Regions from separate parts of the Homo sapiens genome. Here region 2 is linked to region 1. A link is a loop called in an ENCODE intact Hi-C map of the cell type or tissue named here. Cell type or tissue: sigmoid colon. All regions are shown on one strand. Each heading gives the region's core, and the rest is flanking DNA. Links, peaks and the distances in the headings are about the cores only.

Evidence for each region. A loop is a pair of places that touch in the nucleus more often than their neighbours do. Peaks named below come from ENCODE experiments on the same cell type or tissue, not always from the same donor. Only the 100,000 strongest peaks of a DNase experiment are listed, where the experiment ranks them.
Region 2: a loop joins it to region 1, with 3 times the contacts of the local background. A loop is called at or near these places in 15 of 110 quality-filtered maps.

The regions. Positions count from the first base shown.
Region 1 is chr5:42,850,948-42,867,798 of GRCh38, reverse strand. No RefSeq gene overlaps it. Among named protein-coding and RNA genes, the nearest start is that of SELENOP, 47 kb to the right of the region's middle. In sigmoid colon, for the core only: no CTCF peak of the experiment used is centred there; a DNase peak (open chromatin) is centred at 8,901; H3K27ac peaks cover 760 bases.
Region 2 is chr5:42,792,825-42,809,675 of GRCh38, reverse strand. It overlaps SELENOP (selenoprotein P), which reads left to right. Exons shown (of 5, transcript NM_005410.4): 2 at 1,310-1,525; 3 at 2,568-2,780; 4 at 4,903-5,020; 5 at 8,345-9,796. The coding sequence starts at 1,323. The coding sequence ends at 8,956. It overlaps CCDC152 (coiled-coil domain containing 152), which reads right to left. Exons shown (of 9, transcript NM_001134848.2): 7 at 12,720-12,847; 8 at 10,218-10,301; 9 at 7,237-10,017. The coding sequence ends at 9,895. Among named protein-coding and RNA genes, the nearest start is that of SELENOP, 11 kb to the left of the region's middle. RefSeq lists enhancers at 4,943-5,443, 5,444-5,944. In sigmoid colon, for the core only: no CTCF peak of the experiment used is centred there; no DNase peak of the experiment used is centred there; H3K4me3 peaks cover 554 bases.

The sequences.
Region 1 (16,851 bases), core at 7,436-9,935:
GAGTTAATTTTTGTATAAGGTGTAAAGAAGGGATCCAGTTTCAGCTTTCTACATATGGCTAGCCAGTTTTCCCAGCACCATTTATTAAACAGGGACTCCTTTCCCCATTTCTTGTTTTTGTCAGGTTTGTCAAAGACCAGATGGTTGTAGATGTGTGGTATTATTTCTGAGGGCTCTGTTCTGTTCCATTGGGCTATATCTCTGTTTTGGTATCGGTACCATGCTGTTTTGGTTACTGTAGCCTTGTAGTGTAGTTTGAAGTCAGGTAGTGTGATGCCTCCAGCTTTGTTCTTTTGGCTTACGATTGTCTTGGCAATGCGGGCTCTTTTTTGGTTCCATATGAACTTTAAAGTAGTTTTTTTCCAATTCTGTGAAGAAAGTCATTGGTAGCTTGATGGGGATGGCACTGAATCTATAAATTACCTTGGGCAGTATGGCCATTTTCATGATATGGATTCTTCCTATCCATGAGCATGGAATGTTCTTCCATTTGTTTGTGTCCTCTTTTTTATTTCTTTGAGCAGTGGTTTGTAGTTCTCCTTGAAAAGATCCTTCACATCCTTTGTAAGTTGCATTCCTAGGTATTTTGTTCTCTTTGTAGTAATTGTGAATGGGAGTTCACTCATGATTTGGCTCTCTGTTTGTTATTGGTGTAGAGGAATACTTGTGATTTTTGCACATTGATTTTGTATCCTGAGACTTTGCTGAAGTTGTTTATCAGCTTAGGGAGATTTTGGGCTGAGAAGACGGGGTTTTCTAAATATACAATCATGACAACTGCAAACAGGGACAATTTGACTTCCTCTTTTCCTAATTGAATACCCTTTATTTCTTTCTCCTGCCTGATTGCCCTGGCCAGAACTTCCAACACTGTGTTGAATAGGAGTGGTGAGAGAGGGCATCCCTGTCTTGTGCCAGTTTTCAAAGGGAACACTTCCAGTTTTTGCCCATTCAGTATGATATTGGCTGTGGGTTTGTCATAAATAGCTCTTATTATTTTGAGATACGTCCCATTAATACCTAGTTTATTGAGAGTTTTTAGCATGAAGTGCTGTTGACTTCTCTCAAAGGCCTTTTCTGTATCTCTTGAGAATCATATGGTTTTTGTCTTTGGTTCTGTTTATATGATGGATTATGTTTATTGATTTGTGTATGTTGAACCAGCCTTGCATCCCAGGGATGAAGCCAACTTGATTGTGGTGGATAAGCTTTGTGATGTGCTGCTGGATTCAGTTTGCCAGTATGTTATTGAGGATTTTTGCATCGATGTTCATCAGGGATATTGGTCTAAAATTCTCTTTTTTTGTTGTGTCTCTGCCCAGCTTTGGTATCAGGATGATGATGTCCTCATAAAATGAGTTAGGGAGGATTCCATCTTTTTCTACTGATTGGAATAATTTCAGAAGGAATGGTACCAGCTCCTCTTTGTACTGCTGACAGAATTTGGCTGTGAATCTGTCTGGTCCTGGACTTTTTTTGGTTGGTAGGCTATTAATTATTGCCTCAATTTCGGAGCCTGTTATTGGTCTATTCAGGGATTCAACTTCTTCCTGGTTTAGTCTTGGGAGGGTGGATGTGTCCAGGAATTTATCCATTTCTTCTAGGTTTTCTAGTTTATTTGTGTAGAGGTGTTTATAGTATTCTCTGATGGTAGTTTGTATTTCCGTGGGTTTGGTGGTGATATCCCCTTTATCATTTTTTATTGTGTCTATTTGATTCTTCTCTCTTTTCTTCTTTATTAGTCTTTCTAGTGGTCTATCAATTTTGTTGATCTTTTCCAAAAACCAGCTCCTGGATTCCATTGATTTTTTGAAGGGTTTTTTGTGTCTCTACCTCCTTTAGTTCTGCTCTGATCTTAGTTATTTCTTGCCTTCTGCTAGCTTTTGAATGTGTTTGCTGTTGCTTCTCTAGTTCTTTTAATTGTGATGTCAGGTTGTCAGTTTTAGATCTTTCCTGCTTTCTCTTGTGGGCATTTAGTGCTATAAATTTCCCTCTACATACTGCTTTAAATGTGTCCCAGAGATTCTGGTATGTTGTGTCTGTTCTCATTGGTTTCAAAGAACATCTTTATTTCTGCCTTCATTTCATTATGTACCCAGTAGTCATTCAGGAGCAGGTTATTCAATTTCCATGTAGTTTTGTGGTTTTGAGTGAGTTTCTTAATCCTGAGTTCTAATTTGATTGCACTATGGTCTGAGAGACAGCTTGTTATAATTTCTGTTCTTTTACATTTGCTGAGGAGTGCTTTACTTCCAACTATGTGGTCAATTTTGGAATAAGTGTGATGTGGTGCTGAGAAGAATGTATATTCTGTTGATTTGGGGTGGAGAGTTCTGTAGATGTCTATTAGGTCCACTTGGTGCAGAGCTGAGTTCAAGTCCTGGATATCCTTTTTAACTTTCTGTCTTATTGATCTGTCTAATGTTGACAGTGGAGTGTTAAAGTCTCCCATTATTATTGTGTGGGAGTCTAAGTCTCTTTGTAGGTCTCTAAGGGCTTGCTTTATGAATCTGGGTGCTCCTGTATTGGGTGCCTATATATTTAGTTTAGTTAGCTCTTCTTGTTGAATTGATCCTTTTACCATTATGTAATGGCCTTCTTCGTCTCTTTTATCTCTTTTGATCTTTGTTGGTTTAAAGTCTGTTTTATCAGAGACTAGGATTGCAACCCCTGCTTTTTTTTGTTTTCCATTTGCTTGGTAGATCTTCCTCCATCCCTTTATTTTGAGCCTATGTGTGTCTCTGCACGTGAGATGGTTCTCCTGAATGCAGCACACTGATGGGTCTCGACTCTATCCAATTATCCAGTCTGTGTCTTTTAATTGGAGGATTTAGCCCATTTACATTTAAGGTTAATATTGTTATGTGTGAATTTGATCCTGTCATTATGATGTTAGTTGGTTATTTTGCTCATTAGTTGATGCAGTTTCTTCCTAGCGTCAATGGTCTTTACAATTTGGCATGTTTTTGCAGTGGCTGATACCAGTTGCTCCTAGTGCTTCCTTCAAGAGCTTTTGTAAGGCAGACCTGATGGTGACAAAATCTCTCAGCATTTGCTTGTTTGTAAAGGATTTTATTTCTCCTTCACTTATGAAGCTTAGTTAGGCTGGATATGAAATTCTGGGTTGAAAATTCTTTTCTCTAAGAATGTTGAATATTGGCCCCCACTCTCTTCTGGCTTGTAGAGTTTCTGCTGAGAGATCCGCTGTTAGTCCGATGGGCTTCCCTTTGTGGGTAACCCGACCTTTCTCTCTGGCTGCCCTTAACATTTTTTCCTTCATTTCAACTTTGGTGTATATGACAATTATGTGTCTTGTAGTTGCTCTTCTCGAGGAGTATCTTTGTGGCATTTTGTGTATTTCCTGAATTTGAATGTTGGCCTGCCTTGCTATGGTGGGGAAGTTCTCCTGGATAATATCCTGAGGAGTGTTTTCCAACTTGGTTCTGTCACTTTCGGGTACACCAATCAGACATAGATTTGGTCTTTTCAAATAGTCCCATATTTCTTGGAGGCTTTGTTCATTTCTTTTTACTTGCTTTTCTCTAAATTTCTCTTCCTGCTTCATTTTATTCATTTGATCTTCAATCACTGATACTCTTTCTTCCACTTGATCGAATTGGCTACTGAAGCTTGTTCATGTGTCACGTAGTTTTTGTGCCATGGTTTTCAGCTCCATCAGGTCATTTAAGGTCTTCTCTATGCTGTTTATTCTAGTTAGCCATCCATCTAATCTTTTTTCAAGGTTTTTAGCTTCTTTGTGATGGGTTTGAACATCCTCCTTTAGCTGGGAGAAGTTTGTTATTACTGATCTTCTGAGGCCTACTTCTTTCAACTCGTCAAAGTCATTCTTCATCCAGCTTTGTCCCATTGCTGGTGAGGAGCTGCATTCCTTTGGAGGAGAAGAGGCACTCTGAGTTTTGAAATTTTCAGCTTTTCTGCTCCGGTTTCTCCCCATCTTTGTGGTTTTATCTACCTTTGGTCTTTGATTGTGGTGACCTAGAGATGGGGTTGTTGTGTGGATGTCCTTTATGTTTGTTAGTTTTCCTTCTAACAGTCAGGACCCTCAGCTGCAGGTCTTTTGGAGTTTCCTGGAGGTGCACTCCAGACCCTGTTTGCCTGGGTATCACCAGTGAAGGCTGCAGAACAGCAAATATTGCAGAACAGCAAATGCTGCCTGATCCTTCCTCTGGAATCTTCATCTCAGAGGGGCACCCAGCTGTATGAGGTGTCAGTCGGCCCCTACTGGGAGGTGTCTCCCAGTTAGGTTACTCGGGGGTCAAAGACCCACTTGAGGAGGCAGTCTGTCTGTTCTCAGATCTCAAACTCCATGCTGGGAGAACCACTACTCTCTTCAAAGCTGTCAGACAGAGACGTTTAAGTCTGCAGATGTCTCTGCTACCTTTGTTCAGCTATGCTGTGCCCCCAGAGGTGGAGCCTACAGAGTCTGGCAGGCCTCCTTGAGCTACAGTGGGTTCCACTGAATTTGAGCTTCCAGGCTGCTTTGTTTACCTACTCAAGCCTCAGTAATGGCGGACGCCCCTCCCCCAGCCTTGCTGCCGCCTTGCAGTTTGATCTCGGACTGCTGTGCTAGCAGTGAGCAAGGCTCCATGGGTATGGGACCCTCCGAGCCATGCATGGGATATAATGTCCTGGTGTGCCGTTTGCTAAGACAGTTGGAAAAGTGCAGTATTAGGGTGGGAGTGTCCCAATTTTCCAGGTGCTGCCCCAGTGAGATGAACCCAGTACCTCAGTTGGAAATGCAGAAATCACCCATCTTCTGCATTGCTCACACTGGGAGCTACAGACTGGAGCTGTTCCTATTCGACCATCTTGGAACCAGATCCCAGGAGTAGCTATTCTTATATCAGACTAAACAAACTTTAAAGCAGCAGCAGTTAAAAAAGATAAAGAGGGACATTATATAGTTATAAAAGGACTAGTTCAACAGGATAATAATCACAATTCTAAATATATATGAACCTAACACTGGAGATCCCAAATTTATAAAACAATTACTACTCAACCTAAGAAATGAGATAGATGACAACACAATAATAGTGGGGGACTTTAATACTCCAGTGACAGCACTAGACAGGTCATCAAGACAGAAAGTCAACAACAACAAAAAATGGACTTAAACTATACCTTAGAGAAAATGGGCTTAACAGATATTTATAGAAGATTCTATCCAACAACTGCAGAATATACATTCTATTCATCAGCACATGGAACATTCTCCAAGATAGACCACAAAACAAGTCTCAATAAATTTAAGAAAATCAAAATTGTATCAAGTAGTCTGTCAGACCACAGTAGAATAAATTGGATATCAACTCCAAAAGGAGCCCCCAAAACCATTCAAATAGATGGAAATTAAATAACCTGCCCCTGATTGATCATTGGGTCAACAAAGAAATCAAGATAAAAATTTAAAAAATGTTTGAACTGAACCATAATAGTGACACAACCTATAAAACCTCTGGGATACAGCAAAAATGGTGCTAAGAGGAAAGTTCATAGCATTAAATGCCTACATCAAAAAGTCCAAAAGAGCACAAATAGACAATCTAAGGTCACACCTCACAGAACTGGAGAAACAAGAACAATCCAAACCCAAACTCAGCAGAAGAAAAGAAATAACCAAGATCAGAGCGGAACTAAATGAAATTGAAACAACAAAAACAATACAAAAGATAAATGAAACAAAAAACTGTTTCTTTGAAAGATAAATAAAATTGATAGATTATTAGCAAGATTAACCAATAAAAGAAGAGAGAAGGTCCAAATAAGCTCAATTAGAAACAAAACGGGAGATATTAGAACTGATACCACAGAAAAACAAAAGTTTATGCAAGGCTACCATGAACACCTTTACATGCATAAACTGGAAAACCTAAAGGAGATGGATAAATTCCTGGAAATATACAGCCCTCCTCGATTAAAACGGGAAGACATAGAAACTCTGAGCAGACCAATAACAATCAGCGACATTGAAATGGTAATAAAAAAATTGCTAACAAAAAAAATCCATGGTCAGACGGATTCACAGCTGAATTCTATCAGACATTCAAAGAAGAATTGGCTCCAATCCTGTTGACACTATTCCAAAAGTTAGAGAAAGAGGGAACCCTCCCTAAATCATTCTATGAAGCCAGTTAACATCCTAATACCAAAACCAGAAAAGGACATAACAAAAAAAGAAATCTACAGACCAATATCCCTGATGAACATAGATACAAAAACACTCAACAAAATAATAGCTAACTGAATCCAACAGCATATCAAAAAGATAATTTAGCATGATTAAGTGGGTTTCATATCCAGGATGCAGAGATGGTTTAACATCCAGAAGTCAATAATGTAATATACCACATAAACAGAATTAAAAACAAAAATCACATGATTATCTCAATGGACACAGAAAAAAACATTTGACAAAATCCAGCATCCCTGTATAATTAAAACTCTCAGCAAAATCGGCATAGAAGGGACTCACCTTAAGGAAATAAAAGCCATCTATGACTAACCCACAGCCAACATAATACCGAATGGAGAAAAGTTGAAAGCATTTCCCCTGAGAACTGGAACAAGACAAGGATGCTCACTCTCACCACTTCTATTCAACATAGTACTGGAAGTCCTAGCCAGAGCAATCAGACAAGAGAAAGAAATAAAGGGCATCCAAATTGGTAAAGAGGAAGTCAAACTGTCACTGTTTGCTGATGATACGATCATATACCTAGAAAAATCTAAAGATTCCCCCAAAACTCCCAGAACTGATAAATAAATTCAGCAAAGTTTCAAGATACAAAATTAATGTACACAAATTAGTAGCTCTGCTATATGCCAACAGCGACCAAACTGATAATCAAATCAAGAACTCAACCCATTTTACAATAGTTGCAAAAAAATTACTTAGGAATATATCTAACCAAGGACATGAAAGACCTCCACAAGGAAAACTCAAAACACTGCTGAAGGAAATCATAGATGACACAATCAAATGGAAACACATCCCATGCTCATGGATGAGTACAACCAATATTGTGAAAATGACCATACTGCCAAAAACAATCTACAAATTCAATGCAATTATCATCAAAATACCACCATCATTCTTCGCAGAAAGAAAAAAACAGTCCTAAAATTCATATGGAACCAAAACAGAGCCTGCATAACCAAATCAAGACTAAGCAAAAATAAGCAAATCTGGAGGTATTGCATTACCAGACTTCAAACTATACTACAAGTCCATAGTCACCAAAACATCATGGTACTGGTATAAAAATAGGCACACAGACCAATGGAACAGAATAGAGAACTCAGAAGTAAACCCAAATATTACAGCCAACTGATCTTTGACTAAGCAAGCAAAAACATAAAGTGGGGAAAGGACACCCTATTCAGCAAATGGTGCTGGGATAATTGGCAAGCCACGTGTAGAAGAGTAAAACTGGATCCTCATCTCTCACCTTTTACAAAAATCAACTCAAGATGGATCAGAGACTTAAATGTAGGACCTGAACCCATAAAAACTCTAGAAGATAACATCGGAAAAACCCTCCTTGACGTTGGCTTAGGCAAAGAATTCGTGACCAAGAACCCAAAAGCAAATGCAACAAAACAAAGATAAATTGACGGAATTTAACTAAACTAAAAAGCTTCTGCACAGCAAAAGAAATAATCGGCAAAGTTGGCAGAGTTCACAGACAACCCACAGAGTGGGAGAAAATCTTCACAATCTACACATCCAACAAAGGACTAATATCCAGAATCTACAAGGAACTCAAACAAATCAGCAAGAAAAAGACAAACAATCCCATCAAAAAGTGGGCTAAGGACATGATTGGACAATTCTCAAAGGAAGGTATACAAATGGCCAACAAGCATATGGAAAAATGCTCAATATCACTAATTATCAGAAAACTGCAAATCAAAACCACAATGCAATGCCACCTCCCTCCTGCAAGAATGGCCATTACAAAAAAATCCAAAAATAATAGATGTTGTCATATACGCGGTGAAAAGGGAATACTTTTACACCATTGGTGGAAATGTAAACTAGTACAAACACTATGGGAAACAGTGTGGAGTTTCCTTAAAGAGCTAAAAGTACATCTACCGTTTGATCCAGCAATCCCACTACTAAGTATCTACCCCAGGAAAAGAAATCATTTTACGAAAAAATACTTGCACATGCATGTTTATAGCAGCACAATTTGCAATTTCAAAAATATGGAACCAGCACAAATGACCATCAACCAACAAGTGGATAAAGAAAATGTTATATATATACACCATGGCATACTACTCAGCCATCAGAAGGAAGGAAATAATGGCATTTGTAGCAACCTGGATGGAATTGGAGACTATTATTCTAAGTGAAGTAACTCAGGAATGGAAAGCCAATCATTGAACGTTCTCACTCATATGTGGGAGATAAGCTATGAGGACACAAAGGCAAAAGAATGATATATTGGACTTTGGGGACTTTGGGGAAAGGGCAGGAGGTGGGTGAGGGATAAAAGACTACACGTTGGGTACAGTGCTTGGGTGATGGGTGCACCACAATCTCAGAAATCACCCCTAAATAACTTATTCATGTAACCAAACACCACCTGCTCTCTCAAAACCCACTGAAATTAAAAATAAATTAAAAAAAACAGACAAGTAAGACAAAAAGATCAAAAACTCTATGTTTTGAACACAGACTGTTCCAGCCTGACTTTGCTTTTAGAAATTGCCTTGTTTCTCTTCAACAGACCGTACTTTTTAGTGTGCACAATAAACAAGTGCTCAGGCCGAGATGCAAGGGAAAGGGATCCTAAGAGTTGGCAAACAATACATGGACAGGCACGTTGTTAAAAAAAACAAGGAAGCTGAGCCTGTGCTCACGGACCCAGGAATACCAAGCAGTGACTGTGCCGAGTTCCACAGGCAGACAATGGGGCTTCTTAGCTTTCATTCCTGGCAGTTCCACTTGGGGAGAGGGATGTAGCTCCTCCTGGCAGTCAGGATGTGACAAGAATAATGTGCCCCACGTTCTTGAGGAAATATTTTAAGAACGTGTCTGTAGTTTGTCTTTTGGGGTTTCTTAGCAAGTAATCAGAAAGTCAGCATGCTGATAGTTTAAGGCTAGTTGATTTTTTTTTTCATGACTGTGTAAATGGTACAATTTTTTTAAAAAATGTGGAGGTTTAAAGTACCAGTTTTATTTAATGGAAAAGCTGGATGGAAGAAAGATGTGTGGATTAAATGCCAAAACACAGCTTCCTTGTCTTTTCTTCTACAAATTGAGTTAATTCATTTAGCCACTCAGAGTTTAAAAATAGCCAGTGGAAACTTAGCTGGGCCTGCTTGAGAGGGAGGAAGGCAGGGAGCCACTGCCACTGGTCAAGGGCAGGTAGGGAAGTTTGCAGGAGGTCATAGACTACCTTGGCTTTGAGTGTCTCTAAATGGAGAATGGGATGGGAGTCAAGCCCCTAAACACATACATTAAGGAAGTACATGATTTGTAGCTGTGGTGAAACAGATAATTGAATTGGGCAGAGTTTCCAGCTGCCTTGTAAGCTCGGTCTGGCCTGACCATGTGACCCTGATGAATAATACATTGGCAGAACAATGAGATCTATTGACATATCCAAGCTAGTTTTGAGTTCTGCTAAAAGCAAAATCAAACTATTTCTATTGTAGTACTGATTTACAGAAGAAATGCAAATATATTTAAAACAGGTTTTACAAAACTATTTAACATACAGACCTCTTTTAAGGGAAATAGTTTATGGATTTCCACCACTGAGTTAAATTTCTTTTACTATAATGATAGTCTCTCTTTTATTTTTTTTTCTTGTACTTATTGAGTAATGAGCCCTCAATTGAGGAGATTCTTGGATCTTGAGTTTCTAGAATTCGGAAAAGTGTTACCCATTATTGCTTCAAATATTTTTCTGCCCCCATCCCACCCTGGTTAATCTAGTAACACATATAATTAGCTTGCTTGAAGTTGTTCCATGGCTCACTGATACTCTGTTTCTTTTTATTTTTGAGTTTTTTCTCTTTTTTAGGTATCATTGTCCTGCACAGTCTGATGTCCTATGTGTCTTATATTTTTTCCTGCTTTCCAGTTACCTCCAACAGGTGGATAAAATTGGTCCCTGTTAATTCATCCTAGCTGGAAGTGGAACCAACAACAGCCACTTCCAAAACCTCTCTCAAAAGATTAAGGAAGCTTTCTTATTCCAAAAACCCTCTGGAAATGTCTTCTTCAGGTTCATTGACGATTTAAGGTCATGCATTTACCCTAAATCTATAATTCTTGCAAGATGGGACTGTGATTTTTAAGCAGGCTTGAACTACCTGTGCCACTGCTAGAGTTAGAGGTAGAGTTAGCTGTTCTCTAAGTCGGCTTCTCACCTTGAGCAATAGTGACATTGTGGGCTGGATAAATCTTTGGTGTGAGGGGCCGTCCTGTGCACTGTAGTATATTTAGCAGCATTCCTGTCCTCTATTTATGAGTTGCCAGAAGTTGCCTTTCCATATTGTGACAACTAAAAATGTCTCCAGACATTGCCAAACATCCTGGGTGTAGGGGCAAAATAGCTCGCAGGGGAGACCCCCTGTTCTAAGTATGTAGGCTTCATGAAGAGGTGTGAATACCAAATAAATATGGAGTTGTTACCAAGAGAAGGGGAGGCAACCACAGTATCCATTGCAATATACAAGCATCATATTTTATGGCAAAAGACATTTATAAATTATTTTGGTATATATTTGGAGTAACGTATAATCCTTAGGTACTAATAACAAGCAAGTTACGGATAGCTAAGAGAATCAAATTAGGTACATATACAAAGGCACAATGTGAAGTATAAAACCTTAAACACTTAGAGGTACAAAAAGTGAAAACCCTAAACACATACTATGTATGTGTACCTAAGTTGATCTAATTTGTACACCGTTACATGTTTCATGTTATGATTAGGGTAGATGGTAGTGAAGAGAACACCTGATAAATTTAGGACCTAAAGAACATTTAGGGGAACTTCATCATTTTGTAATAAGCATCACCCTGTGTTTAAACAGCATACGAGCATTCTTCCAGGTGTAGCTACAGGTACCTGGAAGGAATATTGGGAACAGATAAACAGTGACCATTTTGCCTGAGACCCTGAGAAGACTGCCCATCTGATCTCTCTCTGATATTAGACTCACTAGGGATAGATAAAGAATGAAATACTGGCTGTTTTCTAAAATGCAATTGCTGAAGCCTTTAAAATTCAATGGGGGTATCATTAGGATTTATCTATTCTTTTAAAACTATTACCTTTTAATGAAACTATTACATGTAGAGCACTTAGTTTACAAAAGGATTTTCAAATCATTATCCTGTTTAACGTGCAAAGTCCTTGTGACTTGGTTAATATTAATATTATTTTCCTTTTAGACTTGTGGAAATTGAGTGTCAAAGGCTTTAAGAAACTTACCCAAGGTCACACAGAAGGTAAATGAAAGAGCTGGAGTTTGATACCAGATCTGAACCCTGTCATTCCAGGTTGCATTTTTTCCCTCTTCAATCTACTTTTTTAAGCTGATAGACCACGATGCATTCTTTCTAAATTAAGAAGTGGGGAAATTTGCTGTTTGCAAAATTACTAGCTCTGAGTCTATAGATGCTCCAATGCAACCTTCAGGGTCAAGCACTTTGGCAGTGCCAAATAGTTTGTTTCTGACTAGTGTAGACAAGCATTTAGACAGCACATAACTAGCTTTGTGAGCGTTGCTTACACAAAACACCTGCCACCAACCCTCTCTGGCCATCAGTGTCCTGTCTCAGAGAAGCACAACTTCTTTGTCATAGACCCTGGGCAATTTTTAACCACAGGAAAAAGCTTTGCTACTTCAAGGCTGGTCCTAAGACTAGCAGTGTTGATATCACCTTTGTTAGAAATGAAGAATTTCAGGCCATAGCACAAACCTACTTAATCAGAATCTCCATTAACAAGCTCCCTGTGTGATTCATATACACATTAATGTTTGAGAAACACTGTGTTAGATACAGGTACCCTAGGTGACTTCTCAAAGTCCTCTCCAGTCTAGTGGTTCTTTGACCCAATGGCAAATGATCTGGGCAATTTTGATAATTCTGATGGGGTGTGCCTAATCACATTAGTGATGTTATGGCTTTTGCTAAGGCTGTTATAGATGATATCAACACACAAGATCTGCCTTAACACACCATGAAATCATGCAAGGTATTTGTCTCTGAAGATCCCAGGGGCATAAGTGCATTAGACAGGCACAGGCTGGACATGAATACCACCCAGGAGCATGGCTCCTAGTGCCAGATGCATTATGCTTATGCTATCCACAGTGATTAAATCAGGTGGCTATAAATTGTGATGTCTTAATGAGTGATACTTTCAGATCTTCACAGATAACTTGTTTTATTCTGTAACCTCTAAGGAACGTAGATATTATCTCATAGACTGATGATAATGATGGGTCCAAAATTTGATTTTCAACTTTGTCACCTACTAGTTACTAAGTACAAAAAAATCTGATTTTTCTAGGCCTCATTTTCTGTAAATTGAAAAGATTAGACTGATAATCTAATCTAATCTTGTTGTAATCCATTAAAACAAACACACCTGTGGCCAGACAGAGTTAGAGTGATAATCTATTTTTACAACAGCTATAAAGCATGATCGCATGTACACTGTGTATCATTTTATGATAATTAACCAATTAGACCATAAAAATGGTGAACCTAAACTGACAGGGACTTGGAAAGGAATTTGAAAGATTGCTAAGAATACTCTTCCAGGATAATTTAAGTGATAACCACAAACTGAAAGATGGAGGCCACCATGACCTGCTGAGACAGCTTGTGACTGAAAACTGTTGTTTGAGCTTGACTCATGTGCTCAAAGTTCAGATCCTTAAAGGGACACTTCCCCTAAAGAAACAGAAAACAACATAACATTTAATTTTGCTTCTGGAGGAGGCCAGGGCCTACCTAGACAAAACTGAGCTTTGCTAGTTCAGCTTCTTTATTTAATGAAGGTTCAGTAATTATGGCATGTATTATCAAGCAAAATCTTTCTATTGAAAGCACCAGAACTTATTCTTTCAAAACAATATTTAATTGTGGAATATATAAAAAAATACAGAAAGTAATAACTAGATACCCATATCTATTAAATTAATAAATACTAACATTTTGTGATATTTCCTTTAGATTCTTCATTTTTTCTCTATAGAAATTAATTATACCTACAGTTGAAGTCACACTCATTCTTACATCCACCCCAAAACTATGATTTTGAAGTAGTTTGTATTATTCCCTTGAATATTTTTGACACTTTTACACATATTTATGTATCTTAAATAATGCATACAATCATTTTGTTTTAATTTTTCAAGGATGCAATTTGTAGCAGATGCTAAATTCCCTCAAGCCACTGGATTTTAGGGAACCTGTAGGGGACAGTTGCATGAATGCTGCCAGGTCCCCTTCAAGCAATTTTCAGTGAATCTCTGCTCTTCTACATCAGGGTTTTCCCTGAAGACCTGGAAGTTCCTTGGCTGCACAGGCACAGACTACAACTGTGGAGGAGTAATACCAGGAGCAACCCTGAACTAATGAGCAGCAGAGTCAAGGGATAAATTTTCCAGGCTCTTGTTCTCTTCATGAAAAGTTATGAGGCACAGTCCATACTATTCCTTGGAGATCCCAAAGCAGGATAGTATCACAGTTGCTCAAAGAGGTAACAAACACAATAAAACATCCTGTATTTGCCTTGCTTCCTTCCTTGCCTCACTCTGTTTGCCCCTTTGCTCTGTTTCCTGGGATAACTTCCCAAATAAACCACCAAGTCCATATCTCATTACTGAATTCTCTAATTAGTTCAAATACTTTGGTTACAAATCATTGAATTTTACTGCAGTGTGTCCAAAAATGTGGTATGATTGTTACTGATGCTTTCTGTTTATTGAGACTGGTTTTGTGACCTAGCACATGACTAACTTTTGCTAAATGTTTCATGTTTGTTTGAGAAGGAGTATTCTCTAATTATTGAGTGCAGACTTCTATATATGTCTACAAATCAAGTTTGTTAAATTTTTTGGTTAAAATCTTCTATTAGGTTTTTGTCTTCTTGATACATTTCTGAAAGAAATGTGTAGTTGTAGATTTATCATTGTTTCCTTTTCAGTCTGTCAGTTTTGATTTTTATATTTTGAGGCTATGTTGTTAAGTTCATACAGCTTCAGGGTGGGTATATCTTTGTCTCAAACAATACATTTTCTCCTAATGTATTTTGTCTTCTACTAATATAGTTTACTCAGTACTTTTTCTGTTCTAACTTTTCTCATCCACTTTCTCTCAAACTTTCTGGTGTAGTTATGATTTAATGTGTCTCTTGTGATTGTCAATCCAGAAAAATGATGAGACAAGTCTCAAGCATTTTAGCAGGTTTGTTTGCCAAAGTTAGGGATGCATGCCTGGGAGACAGGTCTATATGCCTTTCTCTGAAGAAAGGGGAAAGGCCGTGATATTGAGAAGTACACAATTTTTATGTAAGAGGAGGTAGGGAAAAATAGTTATTCATGCCTTTGGCTCAATGAATCTTCATTTTTTTTTTTTTTACATAAAATGACATGAACAAATGGGGCAGAGGAAAAATGCAGGGATAACATAGACAAAATGGGGCAGGAGAACAATCAGATATGCATTTGTGTCTGGTGGACTAGGAGTGACTGCACCTATAAAGATAAGCTATCAATTTACATTGCCATGGTGGAATTTTAACAGAAACACCTTAAAAGATCTTGCAGCTCACTAGGAATTTCCTTGTGGACAAAATATGGGGAGGTGTGTAGATTTTCATCTTGTAGTCATCTTATTTAGGAACCAAAATGGTGAGGCAGGTTTTCGTGACCCAGTTCCTAGCTTGACTTTTCCCTTTGGCTAAATGAGTTTGGGGTCTCAAAATTTAATTTCCTTTCACATGATCAACACACAGTTGGATTTTTTTTGTCAGTTTTATGAATTACTGTATGTTTCACTAGGAATTTTGATGAATTTATATTTATTACAGTTATATTTCTATTGCTTACATTCTGTTGTGTTTCTATTTGGCAGGCATTTTTTCCTCTCTGTGTCTTTTTTTCTCCTTAATATTATAGGGGTCAGCAAACTATTTTATATAAATAAAGTTTTTATTTTTCTCCTTAATATTATAGGGGTTGTCACCAAACTATTTTATATAAATAAAGTTTTGTTGGAACATAGCCACACTCATTCAATTATATATAGCACATAGCTGCTTTCATACTACAATGCTAGAGCTGTATATTTGCAACAGAAATTATATGGTCTGTAGTGACTAAAATATTTACTATTAGGACATTTCAGAAAAAAATTGTCAACTCCTGTTGTACTGGATTCAAGCATTTCTTGTCTCTTTTCCTTTGAAATTAAGAGATTGTAATTTTATTCCTATAATAGTTACCTTTACATTAAAAAAAGAAATCAGGATCTTTTTATCCAAAAACAATTTGTCTTGATGGAGGGCATCTGGCTGTTTTGGGGATACTATTCCTGACCTTCTTTTGACTAAAAAAGCTTCCTGCCTGCCATACCAGCAAAAAATCACCACGTACTCCCCGTCTCTACTAAAAGCACAAAAATTAGCCAGGCATGGTGACATGTGCCTGTAATCCCAGCTACTCAGGAGGCTGAGGCAGGAGAATTGCTTGAACCCGGGAGGTGGAGGTTGCAGTGAGCCACGATCACACCACTGCACTCCAGTCTGGGTGACAGAGCAAGACTCTGTCTCAAAAAAAAAAAAAGAAAAAATCACCATGTACCAATCTGTCCAAGCTTATCCATGGATGGGACTACCGGGAAAACAGGAGTTCTGATGCTTGTCTTGCTCTGAATGTCTGCTTGTCACCTGCTTAAGGTTATCGACTGTGATTCCGTGAATCATTGTTGTACATGACCCCTGTGACTCTGTAGTTTCTCTACTGGATTAACAATGATAGCCATAGGGGTTTTGTTTTGTTTTGTTTTTTCCTTACTGGAGTGACAGCCCTGTATAAAGTTACAAAGTTACAGTCGATGAGAACTTGCAGAAAACCACAAGACCAAGACTAGGAGTGATTTGAAGGAGTGGAAGTCCCCGAGGCACTATAGAACCTTCCATGACTCAGTTACTAATCGCAAGCACCTCGCTGTAGCTGTACATTGAACCTTGATATCTTCAGGTCTTTGGAACTTTTAAGTCTCCTGAGGATTTTTTTTTTAATACAAATAAAATCTGGCTTAAAAAAAAAAAGAAAAGGAAACAGGCCAGGTGTAGTGTCTCATGCCTATATTCCCAGCACTTTTGGAGGCCAAGGTAGGAGGATCACTTGAGGCCAGGAATTTGAGACCAGCCTATGCAACATAGCAAGACTCCACCTCTACAAAAAAAAAAAAAGTAAAAAAGCATACCCGTAAAAAGCCAAAAGTTAATATATCTACATTTTTGTGAACAAAACAATGAACTTTAGAACTCTTTAGTTCTAATCACCTTCTCCACTTTCCATTTTTGTTTAATATTTTAGTTTCATCTCATTAAAATTCTTCTATCTAGTAGTCATTATTATTATTGTTTTTCAATAGCCAATTTTTATTTACTCAAATATTTACCACATTATTTGATACATACTGCTTTTTTATACCCAACTCTTTTCTTTTCAGTTGAATTTCCTCTTTCTAAAGTACTTCCTTTATATAATAGTTCTTTCAAGAACCATTTGAAAATCCTTACTGCTCATTGCATATGGCATACACATTCAGATTTA
Region 2 (16,851 bases), core at 1,230-3,729, 52 kb after region 1:
ATCAATCTGATTTTAACTTTTCTATTCTTCTCTTAATTCTGGGCTCACTCTAAGTAATTTACCATTAGCTCCCCACCTCCAAAGAAATGCATCTGCTTTTAAAAATTTCAAATCAGTGCTTGAAAATATATTGATTTCCCAGTTTTCAAATTTTGTCCTGATCTCTCCCCACAGATTCTTACATCAAAATGAGCCTGAATTACTTGTGAGGATTTTTCTTTGCTCCTCTCTGCTGAATGTGTTCCTTTTTCTTTATCACCTGTCTACAGTTCACCTGTTTTTGAACATTTCTGTTTAGAGAGCTAGCCCTAGTTTTGAGGATATTTCTAGTCAGGTATTTAAAAGCATTTTAATTTCGTTGCTCAGAGGAAGCATCTTTTTACCAAAGAAAGTGCTGTCTAGTCATAGGAATTTTCTAGTCATAGGAACTTTCCAATAAATAGGCTAATTGAGTGTGGATTTCAAAGAGTCTTAAATGGTAGAGGGGGCAGATGTGTGATATTTCTACTTGGTTAGATACATACAGCCAGACTTCAAGGAATAAGAGAAACAAAAGGGAGCCATACCCAAGAGATAAATATAGAATGTTTGAACTTGAAGAGCTAAGGGCCCGACATGAGCCACATTCATGTTGGTATACTGTCTTTTCTGCCATCATCTTTTTTCCTTGGTTCTCTTTTTTTGCTGGCTCTTTTCATTTCTGTGCAGAATGCTCTATTTATCCCTTTCTTCTTCTTCTTTTGTTTTTTTTTTTTTGAGACAGAGTCTCGTTCTGTCGCCCAGGCTGGAGTGCAGGGGCGCGATCTCAGCTCACTGCAAGCTCCACCGCCCGGGTTCACACCATTCTCCTGCCTCAGCCTCCTGAGTAGCTGGGACTACAGGTGTCTGCCACCAAGCCTGGCTAATTTTTTTTTTTTTTTTGTATAATTTTAGTAGAGAAGGGGTTTCACCGTGTTAGCCAGGATGGTCTCGATCTCCTGACATCGTGATCTGCCAGCCTCGGCCTCCCAAAGTGCTGGGATTACAGGCGTGAGCCACCACACCCGGCCTATCCCTTTCTTCTTGGAGGATAGAAAGAACAGTCAGAACTTGGTGTGTCTCAAACAAAAGTTAGGTTGTGTTTGCAGAATGTTACATAAGTCACAGACTTATTTTTATAAGCCACAGTCTGAACATAACTTTCTGGAGACAGAATTCATGGGCTAGGTATTTTTAGGAAGTGGAATTATGTCTGCAGGATTTATAGAAATTCATAGTTAGGACTGTGAAGTTAACTATGAAGAAGAGTGACAGGTTTTCTCTTTTACAGGACAACCCCAGCAATGTGGAGAAGCCTGGGGCTTGCCCTGGCTCTCTGTCTCCTCCCATCGGGAGGAACAGAGAGCCAGGACCAAAGCTCCTTATGTAAGCAACCCCCAGCCTGGAGCATAAGAGATCAAGATCCAATGCTAAACTCCAATGGTTCAGTGACTGTGGTTGCTCTTCTTCAAGCCAGCTGATACCTGTGCATACTGCAGGCATCTAAGTAAGACAGTCTTTCTGTGGCTTAAAATACCTTAAGGGGAAGGCTATTAAATACACACACGCATATAGACATAAAATAAAAGTGTAAATAATGTATTAAGTCACACTTTTAGAAAAACTATGTGTTTGCATAGAACATATTAGAAGAGAGAAACTAGGATGATACACACCAAAATGTTTACAGTGGGTTTCCTAGGGTTATGGAAATTTTTTCTTCTTTTTGTGCACCTATATTTTATAACTTCCTACTAAATATGTATTACTTGTGTAATGAAAATGCTCTAAAATGTACTTCTGCAAATAGAACAGTTACTTCAATACAAGAGGCAGAGAAGACTGTTTTGTCAGAGTAGAAAGAACACTAGGCTTGCTATCAAAGTCTTGGGTTATTTAACAAATAAATATAAAAAATATTTGTTGAGTTATTCACCAGATATTCACTGGGTGGAATTCTCCTTACAGTCATCCAGTGGTATCTGTGCAGGATTGGTTCCAGGATCCCCCTCATACACCAAAATCCATGGAGCTCAAATCCTTTATATAAAATGGCATGTATAACCTATGCATATACTTTCATATGCTTTAATCATCTCTAGATTACTTATAATACCTAACACAATGTAAATGCTATGTAAGGAATTTTTATACTGTATTTAGTGAATAATGAATGACAAGAAAAAAAGTCTACATGTTCACTACTATAGATGCAGCCATCTTTTTTTTTCCAACCATTTTTTATCTGTGGTTGGTTGAATCCATTCTACCTATAAGATACATTCAAAATATATACACTTCATCGTGCTAATTTGAGAACTAAACCAATGTTTGTTTAAGCATAAGGTTTTAATTAAGCACAAGTTTTAAGTAATTCTAAAAATGAAAGTTTTAAAATCTTTTACAGCAATATAAAGAATAGGTGCAGTATGGGTTAGTTAAAAATAAGAAGGAGAGTTTCACATAGAAAATTAAGGAAGAGGGAGAAAAACCACTAATCAAATCAAATGAGATTATTCATTTTATGTATTTCTTCCCAAATATTTTAGATTAGAAGACCTGCGAGTAAAACTGAAGAAAGAAGGATATTCTAATATTTCTTATATTGTTGTTAATCATCAAGGAATCTCTTCTCGATTAAAATACACACATCTTAAGAATAAGGTTTCAGAGCATATTCCTGTTTATCAACAAGAAGAAAACCAAACAGATGTCTGGACTCTTTTAAATGGAAGCAAAGATGACTTCCTCATATATGATAGGTTTGTACATACACACAAACACATCCCAAATTTAAAAATAACTGTTTCGTATCTATTTATTTACTTCCCATCACACATAACAATCTTCTTTACTGTTAAATACAATGCCATATTTCAGTCTTCATCTCATATAATCTCTCTTTAACATTTAGAAGTAAAAATCACTCCTTATTTTTGAAATACTCTCATTTTAAAAAATTTCTATGACACTATACCCTGCTGGTTTTCCTCATATCCTTCCTCTTCTTTCTCCTCCTCCACACTTCCTCCTCTTCCACCTCCTGATTTTTCTTCCTCCCACATTCTTCCTTGGTTTATTCTGTATGTGTTTGTGTTATTCAGGGCTATACAGCTTTCTGCCTATTCACACTCTGCACATTTTACCTGAGCAATCTCATCTATCCCTTGATTACAATTAAAACACATATTAGGATGATCCCATATATACAAAGCTGAAACACAATGACTGAACTCCAGACGAGTCTACTTCCTAGACATATTCACAAACATCTTAAATTTAATTATTCAAATCTGTATTGATTATCTTCTCCTAAAACATGCTTATACTTTCACTTTTGTGTGATTTTTATATACAACCTATTGGAGGCAGATGCAGCCAACCACTAGGGCATATAATCCTATAATTTTCAGACCCTGCACTCCCAGTCATCATCCACTATTTTGCAGGACATCACAAAAACCATCAGGTATGGCAGCCTTGCTGCCATCCACCCCTTCACAAAACTGTGTGACAGGAATGTATTACTTACTCCTTCCACCACACTTCCCACCTCAGTCAGTAATCAAATTCTATGGGTTCTTAATCCTGAGTATATTTATCTCATATCCGTAATTATTATCTCAAGTTACTTCCTGGTGACCACTCCTCTAGATTTTTCCACTAATCTCTTCACTTGATTTCTTCTTGTTTTGTATTTAATAGTAAGTGATTTAAAATAATATATTTGCTTTTGATTATTGCCAAATAGTTTATAAACTCTTTATTCACATTTATTTTTTTGAAATGACTTTGATTTTTGAAATGACTTTTTAAAAAGTAAGGCATGTAAAAGAGTTCACCATTCCAAGAGGAAAATACAGAAAATTGATTATCCCCATAAATTGGCATTTCGGTTAAATAAAAAGAATGACCAATTTGTATATCCTGTACAATTCTAACCTAATTCTTTTGCAAATGAATAACCATATCTTCTAATTAATTTTAATCTAAATAATAATTTTAAGGCTACATACCTGAATTTCTGAACTGTAAAGTGAGTTAATCATTTAAGCATGATCTGCACAAATCTACTTTTGATTCTATGAACAAATAAAACATTTATATTTTGAGGGAATCTCAATTCATGCATTATGCCATTATAAACATTCTTAGTTGGTGCTTTGTTTTTTTTGACTCTCCGGAGTCTGGTGAGCCCTACTTGGTCTTACACTAAATTTTTAAAAATTCACATTTCATTCTTTTAGGCCTTTAAACTTCTAATTTTTAGGATAACCTAAAAGTATAACCCTTTGATAGTCACATAAAACCATATATACTAGGTAAAATGTAGGCAAGAAGAACATTTTAACCCCACCATTTCTGACAATGCCACATGTTCTAATACTTTCATTGTGCTGAAATTTTCATTGCATTAGATACATTTTTAAATAAATGGGCTACTGGCCAAGGCTTGGAGATGTTTTTGTTATGTGATGATTTCTTGTTGTGTCAAATTTGTGCTGCCTTAGCAGTTATGACAAGCTCAAGTGATTTTCAGAGCCTAATTTATAAGTTAGCGGTTTGGGCACTGGTAGAATTTATAAGTCAGTCACAAAATTGTATTTTACCAAGTCACAGTGATGACATTTTTGATATTATATAGTGACATATCTATAACATTTCAAAATACTAGTATTAGACTAATTATAGTGTTGCTATGACCTGACCTGGTGTGCAGTACCTGGGAGCTCATTTGTAGCTCTCATCCAAAGAAATTTAGTAAAGGCGTGAAAGGGTCTTAGTTATGACCATTAAACCTATAATACCTATCCCAGACTGTATTTGAGTAGGATCGTGATACAGAAAATATTATAGTGACATTGTATTTGTCCTTTTTCTTAGATGTGGCCGTCTTGTATATCATCTTGGTTTGCCTTTTTCCTTCCTAACTTTCCCATATGTAGAAGAAGCCATTAAGATTGCTTACTGTGAAAAGAAATGTGGAAACTGCTCTCTCACGGTATTTTTCTGAATTATTTTTCTGGGGAGAAAAGAGGAAATCTTTTAAGAGTTTATCATGAAACACTTATTTAGAAAACTCAATGCTTTTGCAGGTGTACTAAAAATAAATAACAATAATTTTTACAATTAAACAAACATCCTGTCATCTAACCTCTACTTTATTTATTTATTTATTACTATTACTATTATTTTTGAGACGGAGTCTGTCTCTGTCGCCGAGGCTGGAGTGCAGTGGCGCGATCTCGGCTCACTGCAAGCTCCGCCTCCCGGGTTCACGCCATTCTCCTGCCTCAGTCTCCCGAGTAGCTAGGACTACAGGCGTCCGCCACTACTCCCAGCTAATTTTTTGTATTTTTAGTAGAGACGGGGTTTCACTGTGTTAGCCAGGATGGTCTCGATCTCCAGCCCTTGTGATACGCCCGCCTCGGCCTCCCAAAGTGCTGGGATTACAGGCGTGAGCCACCGCGCCCGGCCTAACCTCTAGTTTAAAACATCTTTTGAAGATCGATGTTGCTGCCTTTATCTAGAAGAGCTTTAGAAATTAAAAATCAATGTATCGTATTTCAGTTACCACCAAATGACGTTGCATGGGCATAAGTGCTCAAAAAATTTAGTCAACACAAAAAAGCAATGTTATTGTAGTAACCTGAACATGTTAGCACAAGAACATAAAAATAGCAAAGCTTACCCACAGCATTACTTGGAATGGAACTGGGGCCAGAAACTACTTAATTTATTGAAGATGCAAGGCTATCAGATTTTTCCTGAAGCCCTTCCACTGCCTGCCCATCTGCAGTCTGAGTTTACTTCAAAATGGAGTAAGTTTTCTACTCATTACTGGTATTTATTTCCTAACAACCATGAAAATATTTCTTCTTTGTTATGAGAAGAACTATATTTAAATCTTTTTTAAATAAAAAAGGCACTCAAAGAATTTAATTTGTATTAACTAGACTTGTTTTCCTTCATAACAAAAAGGAAAATAATTCTAAACAATGTTCCATTGAGAAGTCAGATTGGGAAAATTTGAACTTAGGTTTAAAAACAATTCACAATTTTATCTGTAAGTTGTATTTCCTTCAGATTTTCCCCAGGTCTAAAGAAAGCCGCCTCAAATTTTTAACGAATTTAATTAATTAATTTAGTTGTTAAGGAGTATAAGTTACTTACTCTAGTTATGTAATTTTCACATTTTAATCTTTATAATGATCTTTTGAGGGTTATTTTACTATTTTTAAAGATGAGGAGACTGAGGTAATGGAAGAAAATACTAAGAGTAATGAAAGAAAAGTACTAACTCAACCTATACTAAGCATTTAATAAATACTAATTATAATGATTCCTCATATTTTGGGATTATTTCTGCATTTCTCATTTGTGCAAATGCTTGCTAGTTATAAATATACCCAGTTATATTGAAAAAGGCAGTTAATAGTTACCACAATATGCTTAAAATGTGTGAATCATCTGTAAATACAAATTACAGATCAGACACTATTAGTATCTGATATGCCAAATCCGATTGGAGTTTTTCTATTTCATTGTCTCCTAGATACCACTGATTATTTGACATATTATCTTATGTAGTATTTAGGAAAAAAAAATGCTGCTAATTAAAGTAGGATACAGTGAGAAACCACCACCAACAGTATGGTACATTCTAATTTTAGAGATATTAAAATCTAAAGAAATATGCATCACATAATCAGTAAAATATAGTAATTCGTTTCTGAAATTAGACTACTGGCAGGGTGCGGTGGCCCACGCCTGTAATCCCAGCACTTTGGGAGGCCGAGGTGGATGAATCACGAGGTCAATAGATCGAGACCATCCTGGCCAACATGGTGAAACCCCATCTCTACTAAAAATACAAAAATTAGCTGGGCGTGGTGGCACGTGTCTGCAATCCCAGCTGCTTGGGAGGCTGGGGCAGGAGAATCACTTGAACCTAGGAGGCGGAAGTTGCAGTGAGTCGAGGTCGTGCCACTGCACTCCAGCCTGGCGAAAGAGTGAGACTCCGTCACTAAATAAATAAATAAATGAAAGAAATTAGACTACTACCATAGGTATTTGTGTTTGTTTAAACCTTGAACACTTTGAACATTACACAGTATATTTTAAACATGTATCAAATTCTTTATAAGTTTGTAAGCAAACATTATTAGCTTCTAATGTAGAAGTAATTCAGAAATAACCAAATAAAGTACCACTTAGTAGTTGTATGCTAAAATTTAATGGAATTTATAACCTTTTAAAACCTTCAAAACATCAAAAGCATATCACTTAGTGAGTCTTTGGGTTCTAAGTTGATTTTGTAATTTTATTTGCAAATTAGCCTTAGGTTGAGATTTACTGTTACATTTCTGTATCTATAGGCTTTGAGTCTCTGATTAGTAGGTACCACAAAACAGTAAAGACTTCCAGTAAATTAAAGAACTAGGATCATGCGGAATGGATATTATGGTCAATGGGAGTCGGGCAGTAATTTGCTATTTTCAGCTGACAGCCTTATGGTAGGGAGACATTAGCAAAGCTTTGGTGAAGTTCAAAACATTTCCTGGCATAGGATGAAGTATGAAAAACTAACACATTTGAGCAGAGTTTATTAGCATTTTTGAATTATCAGAGATAATATTAGATTACAGTATCATATAGTATTAGATAAGATGCACCGTTGACACAGGTACAGAAGTTTCCATATAGTTCAACTGATTTTTTATTTATTTTTTATTTTTTTGAGATAGGGTCTGACTCTGTCACCCAGGCTGGAGTGCAGTGGCACCATCTGAGCTCACTGCAACCTCCATCTTGCAGGCTCAAACGATCCTCCCACCTCAGCCTCACAAGTAGCTGGGACTACAGGCATCTGACACCACACCCAGCTAATTTTTGTATATTTTGCAGAGACAGGATCTCGCCATGTTGCCCAGGCTGGTCTCCGACTCCTGAGCCCAAGTAATCTGCCCCCCTCGGCCACCCAAAGTGGTGGGATTACAGGCATGAGCCACCATGCTCGGCCCAGATCAACTGAATTTAGGATTTGATATTACTTTGACTTTCCTGCAATCCAAGTTCCTTTTGCCAGTTTACTTCATTTGCTTCTGCAAATATAAGTACAGTGGTTTGGCTTTCTTTTTAAGCCTTTAATAAAATGTCTAGGTGTTGAGACTAACATCAGACTCTTTCTCATTAATATAATACAAAGCCAGCTCGATTCTAATTAACTAGTTGGAATTTCACATGTTAGCTCTACAAATCATTTTTCACGCATTATTCCTATCTCTATAAGCTTGTTAAAAAGTGATTTATAAATTTGTTCCAGACTCTCAAAGATGAAGACTTTTGTAAACGTGTATCTTTGGCTACTGTGGATAAAACAGTTGAAACTCCATCGCCTCATTACCATCATGAGCATCATCACAATCATGGACATCAGCACCTTGGCAGCAGTGAGCTTTCAGAGAATCAGCAACCAGGAGCACCAAATGCTCCTACTCATCCTGCTCCTCCAGGCCTTCATCACCACCATAAGCACAAGGGTCAGCATAGGCAGGGTCACCCAGAGAACCGAGATATGCCAGCAAGTGAAGATTTACAAGATTTACAAAAGAAGCTCTGTCGAAAGAGATGTATAAATCAATTACTCTGTAAATTGCCCACAGATTCAGAGTTGGCTCCTAGGAGCTGATGCTGCCATTGTCGACATCTGATATTTGAAAAAACAGGGTCTGCAATCACCTGACAGTGTAAAGAAAACCTCCCATCTTTATGTAGCTGACAGGGACTTCGGGCAGAGGAGAACATAACTGAATCTTGTCAGTGACGTTTGCCTCCAGCTGCCTGACAAATAAGTCAGCAGCTTATACCCACAGAAGCCAGTGCCAGTTGACGCTGAAAGAATCAGGCAAAAAAGTGAGAATGACCTTCAAACTAAATATTTAAAATAGGACATACTCCCCAATTTAGTCTAGACACAATTTCATTTCCAGCATTTTTATAAACTACCAAATTAGTGAACCAAAAATAGAAATTAGATTTGTGCAAACATGGAGAAATCTACTGAATTGGCTTCCAGATTTTAAATTTTATGTCATAGAAATATTGACTCAAACCATATTTTTTATGATGGAGCAACTGAAAGGTGATTGCAGCTTTTGGTTAATATGTCTTTTTTTTTCTTTTTCCAGTGTTCTATTTGCTTTAATGAGAATAGAAACGTAAACTATGACCTAGGGGTTTCTGTTGGATAATTAGCAGTTTAGAATGGAGGAAGAACAACAAAGACATGCTTTCCATTTTTTTCTTTACTTATCTCTCAAAACAATATTACTTTGTCTTTTCAATCTTCTACTTTTAACTAATAAAATAAGTGGATTTTGTATTTTAAGATCCAGAAATACTTAACACGTGAATATTTTGCTAAAAAAGCATATATAACTATTTTAAATATCCATTTATCTTTTGTATATCTAAGACTCATCCTGATTTTTACTATCACACATGAATAAAGCCTTTGTATCTTTCTTTCTCTAATGTTGTATCATACTCTTCTAAAACTTGAGTGGCTGTCTTAAAAGATATAAGGGGAAAGATAATATTGTCTGTCTCTATATTGCTTAGTAAGTATTTCCATAGTCAATGATGGTTTAATAGGTAAACCAAACCCTATAAACCTGACCTCCTTTATGGTTAATACTATTAAGCAAGAATGCAGTACAGAATTGGATACAGTACGGATTTGTCCAAATAAATTCAATAAAAACCTTAAAGCTGACTTCGTTTGTTATGTAGGCTGTATGCATATATTGAAAACAGAAGTGAAACTTTCGATTGCTTTTAAATAAATACCAACTAATGAATTTACTGCTAAGCTCAAAACCGTCTACGCTTAAGGTGAGAATCTTTGCCAACAGAAAGGCGTTGCTCTAAATCGCGAATGGTATTACGAAGAATTGCAATCTCCTTGTTTTTTTCTTCTTGAAAATGCTGAAGTTTCTAAACGAAACAAAAAATTTGTTATTAGAATTCAGAAATAAAATTTAGTACAAGGAACAACAAAATAACAAAGAAATGCACTTCTGCTATTGGTATTTTAAAAAATACCTTATATTGTTAATAAGAATTAGATGATTTTTATAGAAACATGCTTAGAAAGTTTTCTTAAGCAACAAATACTGAGAGGAAAACTCACATACCCTTCTGTAGATACTTTGTGGCAAAACAGTAGAATCCTGATATGATTTTGATTTAGTCTGAACTCTTGCTAGTTTGGCATCAAACTGAATCAAATTGAAAAGAAAGTTATTGAAACTCTAGACAATTAGAAACAATTGTTTCTATAATTATAATCCATGTTATCCTTTGACATGTAATCTGTAATTCAGGTGTAAATTACAGTATAGACAATAGAAAAATCTTTCTTTAAGAAATAATTTTTCAGAAAGAGCAAAGAACAGAAAAACAAGATTAACCCTGATTGCACGGCAAAATTACCTGGAGAGGTTTTTTTTTTCTTTGTTTCTAAAGTACCAAATGCCTGGGCACTACTTTAGAGATTCTGGTGTGCAGCTAGCGTCATCTTTTTCTCAAAACATCACGTGATTCTATAGTGCAGACAGGGTTTAGAATCTAGTTTAACTTAAATATAGGTAAAAATATTTTTACGTTAAAATGAGTGTATTATAAAGAAAATGTAATAAACAGTCAAGGAAGAAAACCTCACCTAGCTTTCTGCAGGAACTTTGAGGCTGAACAGTAGAATTTGAATACGATCTTGTCGATATAGTTTGAACCCTTGCTGGTTTCAATTAAACTGAATCAGGTTAAAAAAGTTCTCATAGGCCATTCTTAACAGGCCAATTTTTTTTTGTTTTTGCACAATATTCCATTATATAACTCTTCTCTTCAGATTTAGTTAACATAGCCTCTCTGAGGACTAAGAATAAACTCTGAGATTATGCTCTGGTTTGAGGAGAGAAATGGTTAGGTACAATGAAAACAAATAAGGAGCTGTGTATACCAGTCAAATAATAGACCAGTGATAAGGCCCAAATGGCAAACAAAATGCAAATTTCCAAACAGAGGAGGATTAGAAGTTGGTAGTAGATCTTGAAACATGGCCTATTAATTTCAGTTGGCCATTCAGCCTTTCCTGTGGTTTGTGGTACACTTGGTCAGATGGCAGCAGCAGCAGCAGCACCAGCAGCAAAGGGTATCTAAAGTCAACATCAGTCCTCTTTCTGCCCAGTGATTACTCAAGGTAACTCACCAAGTACCCTGGGGATTCCAAAGTTTCAGGAATATGAGTAGTATGTGATTTTAATTAAGACTTGTGAATTCTTACAAGGTAAAATGAAAGTTGGGGTGGGGGGAAGCAACGGAAGAATGATGGAAGGGTAGATTGATAGAGTCTAGAAAACATTTAAAGGACAAATATTTTGTCAAAGTACATTTGAGATTGTGATATCCGGTTAAATGAACTACTCAAGACTGTTTGTTTATTTATTTATTTTTTTCGTTCTGTTGCCCAGGCTGGAGTGCAGTGGCACAATCTCGGCTCACTGCTAAGTCTGCCTCCCGGGTTCAAGTGATTCTCCTGCCTCAGCCTCCTGAGTAGCTGGATAACAGGCATCTGCCATCACGCCCAGTTAATTTTTGTAATTTTTTTTTAGTACAGGCGGGTTTCACCACGTTGGCCTGGTTGGTCTCGAACTCCTGACCTTAGGTGATCCGCTCGCCTCGGCCTGCCAAAGTGCTGGGATTATAGGTGTGAGCCACCACACCCGGCCTACTCAAGACTTTTGAGCAAAGAGTTAGAGCCTCAGCCTTTGAGATGCCCTATTAGAAGTCCCTTAAAAAAAAAATTGTAGGAATTTGGTTTGTTTGCCCCCAGGATATATATTCTTCCAGAAAGTTATTAGGAAGAAATTTGTTTTTTTAATGAGAAATAAAGCAAAATAAATTTCTAGTTGGTTACTGGGTTTTGACAAATTTCGGCTGGGATGAGAATAAATGTGAAGCGTTAGAAACATTCTTCCCATGCTGGAATGGTAGAAATTATGAAACCTACATAGAATTTACCATAAAATGCAGATAATCCTTGAGTTTTCTGTCAGGGAAATGTGAGTGCTAAAAATACAATAGCTAAAATAAAGTTTCACTGTATTGGTTTAATAGCCAATTAGATACACTAAAGATAGAATTAGTAAGTTGGAGAATAGGTTAGAAGAAAATATCTACCCTGAGACAGGGAAAAACAAGAAAATGACATATACAGAAAAGAGCATATGAGACACAGGAACTGGTAGTAAAGTCTATGAAAGGCTGTTGTCTCTCACCTAGTGTTGGGCCTAAAGTTGCTGCAGTCAGAAAGGCCTGCAGTTAAAAGGAAAAGTTGGATGTCAAGTGGGAAATACTGAGAAGAAAAGTTCTCAGAGGAAGCAATATCCTCCCTAAAAACCAGGAACTTTCGAACAACTCAAGGGTCCACTTTCAGGTCAAGTGCTGAAAGGCAATGCAGATGACAGTTGTATGGTATGTGATTACTGCAATCATTTGGTGGAGAATGAGCATGTGTGAAGCCCTCTCACAGAATTGCTTCTAATCCTAAAATGTATCTCACTGTGATGAAAAACAATCAAAGTACAGTTTAGACTAAGGGATGTGTCCTCAAGTTTAGCAGACTCTTAAACACTTACTTCTAGTTGTAGCTTGATTATTTCATTTTGTTTTTCTTTTTCTTGACTTCTTAGCTTTGCATTTAACTCTGAAATTTCCATCTCCTTTTTCTCTATTAGTTCTTTGTGCTTTTCTTCATTTAATTCAACTGAATAAAATGAAATAAATAAAATTCATTTGTTAAAAATTTCAAAATTATTATAAGTTTGTATTTCTTTAGTGTTTTAAATCATTCCTAAAAAAGTAAATTTTATTAATGAAACATATTTTAGAAATGGTGTAGGTATAGAATAGCTTTTCTATGTTTTTTACAAGACCCTGAATAATGTTTGAGACACAGAAGTCACTTGCCAAATATTTTTGAATGAATAAGGTAATTTAAACTATTAAACATCAAAGGCCTGGAAAATAAATGGGAGATACAGTGGTTGAAGAGGGACACAAAGCCTGAGTTTCTAGGTATGAAGGGCTCAAACTACTGGATGACTCTAGAGCTACATGAAGCCCCTGCTATACTATTCCATATGATCAGGCCATTCTCATGTTCACATCATATCTTTATGCTTTATCAAATTTCTTCTTCTCCCAACTTTCTTATTCCTGTTAATGACACCATGACATCTAGGATGAGAGGCTCAAGAAAATCTTTTATTTTTAACGAGAAAGGAGACAATCTACAAGCCCCACAATGAAGGGCTTCCTAGCTTTCTTTTTTTTTTTTTTAATTTTATTATTATTATACTTTAAGTTTTAGGGTACATGTGCACCATGTGCAGGTTAGTTACATATGTATACATGTGCCATGCTGGTGTGCTGCACCCATTAACTCGTCATTTAGCATTAGGTATATCTGCTAATGCTATCCCTCCCCCATCTCCCCCACCCCACAACAGTCCCCAGAGTGTGATGTTCCCCTTCCTGTGTCCATGTGTTCTCATTGTTCAATTCCCACCTATGAGTGAGAACATGTGGTGTTTGGTTTTTTGTCCTTGCGATAGTTTACTGAGAATGATGATTTCCAATTTCATCCATGTCCCTACAAAGGACATGAACTCATCATTTTTTATGGCTGCATAGTATTCCATGGTGTATATGTGCCACATTTTCTTAATCCAGTCTATCATTGTTGGACATTTGGGTTGGTTCCAAGTCTTTGCTATTGTGAATAGTGCCGCAATAAACATACGCGTGCATGTGTCTTTATAGCAGCATGATTTATAGTCCTTTGGGTATATACCCAGTAATGGGATGGCTGGGTCAAATGGTATTCTGATATAGATATTTAGATAATAAATTTGTAGATCCTACTCTGTATGATTTAAACCTTTGAAATAGGTTGAAATTTACTTTTTCATTTATGATATGGTCAACTTTCTTAAATGTTCCATGCATACTTGAAAATAATACGTATTCCGCATTTATTGGGTATATCATTTATGTCAATTAGTATCAGTTGTTTATTTTGTTGCTTAAATTTTCTATATCATTACTAATTTTGCATATTTGTATGTACTTTTCTACCACTAAAAGGTGAATTAAAGTCTCTCATTATGATTGTGGATTTGTCTGTCACCTACTAGTTCTGCGAATTTTACTTGGTACATATACATTTAGAATTGTTGTTTTATTTCCCTGGTAAATCAAACACTTTACATCACAAAATATCCATCTTTTGCTCTAGAACTGCTTCTTGCTTTAAAGTATACTTTGTCCAATATTAGTATAGCTATGCCAGCTTCATGTTGGCTACTATTTGCATGTTATATTCTTTTCCATCTTTTATTTTAAATCTTTCTATAGTTTTGTATTTTAGGTATATTGAAAGCAGGATAGTAGCAGATTTTAATACTTATTCAATCTGGCAATCTTTTTTAATTGGAAATTCATTCAAGTTTAACTTAATGCATTTAGTAATATATTTGGGTTTAAATCAACTAGCTTATTATTTGTTGGCTTTTACATTTTATGTTCATTTCTCTCTTTTTTCTCATCTTCATTTAGACAGAATAACTATTTTTACTTCCCTTTTTTCCTCCTCTATTAGATTGATAATCATTAGCTTGATAAATATTCTTTTATTCTTCCTTTAGTGGTTATCTTAGAGTTTATGGCATGCCTACTTGACTTATTAGAATTTAATAAAATTAGTACTTTTATCACTTTATGGACATGATACAAACCTTAAAAACATTTTAACTCCATTTATTCCCCCTTTTGTCTTTGGTGTTTTTGTACTATGTTAACTTAGCTAAATTAGAACTATGTTTTCCAGAATTCCCTTGTCTATATGTTCTAAGGTAGAGTTAGCCGTAAGAGAAATCTCCACAAGGTTTGGAAGATGGAAGTATAGCAAGAACTAATTTTCTCTGATGTTTAGTATAGGATGCTGGGCAGTGTTTCAGTTCACACATGGTGTTGCTGGCCTTCTGGCTCACCAAATCAGCAGCTATTATTTTTTGAAGGTCAATGTAGAGCCCCAGGGAACAGTGCAATTTATACAAGTTGTCACTTATCAAAGGATCATCTCAGTAATAAGGAAAAACGTTTGGTTCCACAGCTTCTTAAGCTCCCAACAGATTTCTTTTTTTAGCTGCTAGAAGTCTCAGGCCAGGTGTCCTTGAAGCTCAATGGCGTAGGGCACCATCTTTTCCTGCAGGTCGTCATGTCATTAAGGTCGAAGGAGGTATAAGAAAGATGCAAATTCCAGTTTGTTCTCAGTATTTCCACTTGACATCCAACTTTTCTTTTTACCTGTAGGCCTTTCTGACTGCAGCAACTTTAGGCCCAACACTAGATGAGAGACAACAGCCTTTCATAGACTTTACTACCAGTTCCTATATCTCACATGTTCTTTTCTGTATATGCCATTTTCTTGCTTCTCCCTGTCTCAGAGTAGATATTTTCTTCTAACCTGTTCTCCAGCTTACTAATTCTATCTCCAGTGTATCTAATTGGCTATTAAACCAATACAGTGAAACTTTATTTTTACCTACTGTGTTTTTAGCACTTACATTTCCATCTACTTCTCTAGTATAATTTCCAGTTCTCCATAAAAATTCCCCAAGTCCAGCTGAGCTTGGTGGCTCACACCTGTAATCCCAGCACTTTGGGAGGCCAAGGCAGGTGGCTCACCTGAGGTCAGGAGTTCAAGACCAGTCTGACCAACATGGTGAAACCCTGTCTCTACTAAAAATACAAAAATTAGCCAGGGATGGTGACACGTGCCTGTGGGCCCAGCTACTCAGGAAGCTGACGCAGAAGAATTGCTTGAACCTGGGAGGTGGAGGTTGCAGTGAGCCGAGATGGCAACACTGCACTCCAGCCTGGGTGACAGAGTGAGACTGTGTCTCCAAAAAAACAAAAAGAAAATTCCCCAAGTTCTTTATTTCTTTGATTATATTAATCAGAGTCATTGTAAATTATATATCTGATAATGCCATTATCTGGATCATAAATGAATTTATATTTATTTCCTTTTAAAAATGTTTATAATTGAGCTTGCTTAGGTTTTTTTGTATTTTTAAAGTCAGATTTACTGCAGCGTAATTTATATATAGCAAAATCTCTTTTGAGGCGTATAGTTTGAGGAGTTTCGAGGACCATATACAAGAATCTAACCATCACCACGATCAGGTAAAATTTTTCTATCACTTCAAAAGGAGCCCTTGTGCCCCTTTATAATCTATCCTTTTGCTCAAATACTGGCAAACATTGATCTGATTTTCGTCACCATAATTTTCATTTTCAAGAATGTTGTATAAACAGAATTATATAGTATGTGGACTTTTGTGTCTGGCTTCTTTGATTTAGCATATTGCTTCTGAAGTGATTGTATTGTTGAATGTATCAGCAGTTTGTTGCTTTTTATTGCTGAGTAATTTCCATTACATGGATGTACCATGATTTGTTTATTTATGTTAATGGATTTGCTAGAGTCCAGGTTTGGGCCATGATGAATAAGGTTGCTGTAAACATTCACAAACAGGTCTTTGGGTAGACATATGCTTTCATTCCTCTTGGGTAAATACCCAGGAGTGCGAATGCTGGGTCAGATGGTGTGTTATGTGGCGCCATGACAATGAGCCTCTCAGATCTCAGGAATCCTAACTGATCACTTGCCCCAGCTCCTGCACTCTAAAATCCATTACTGCA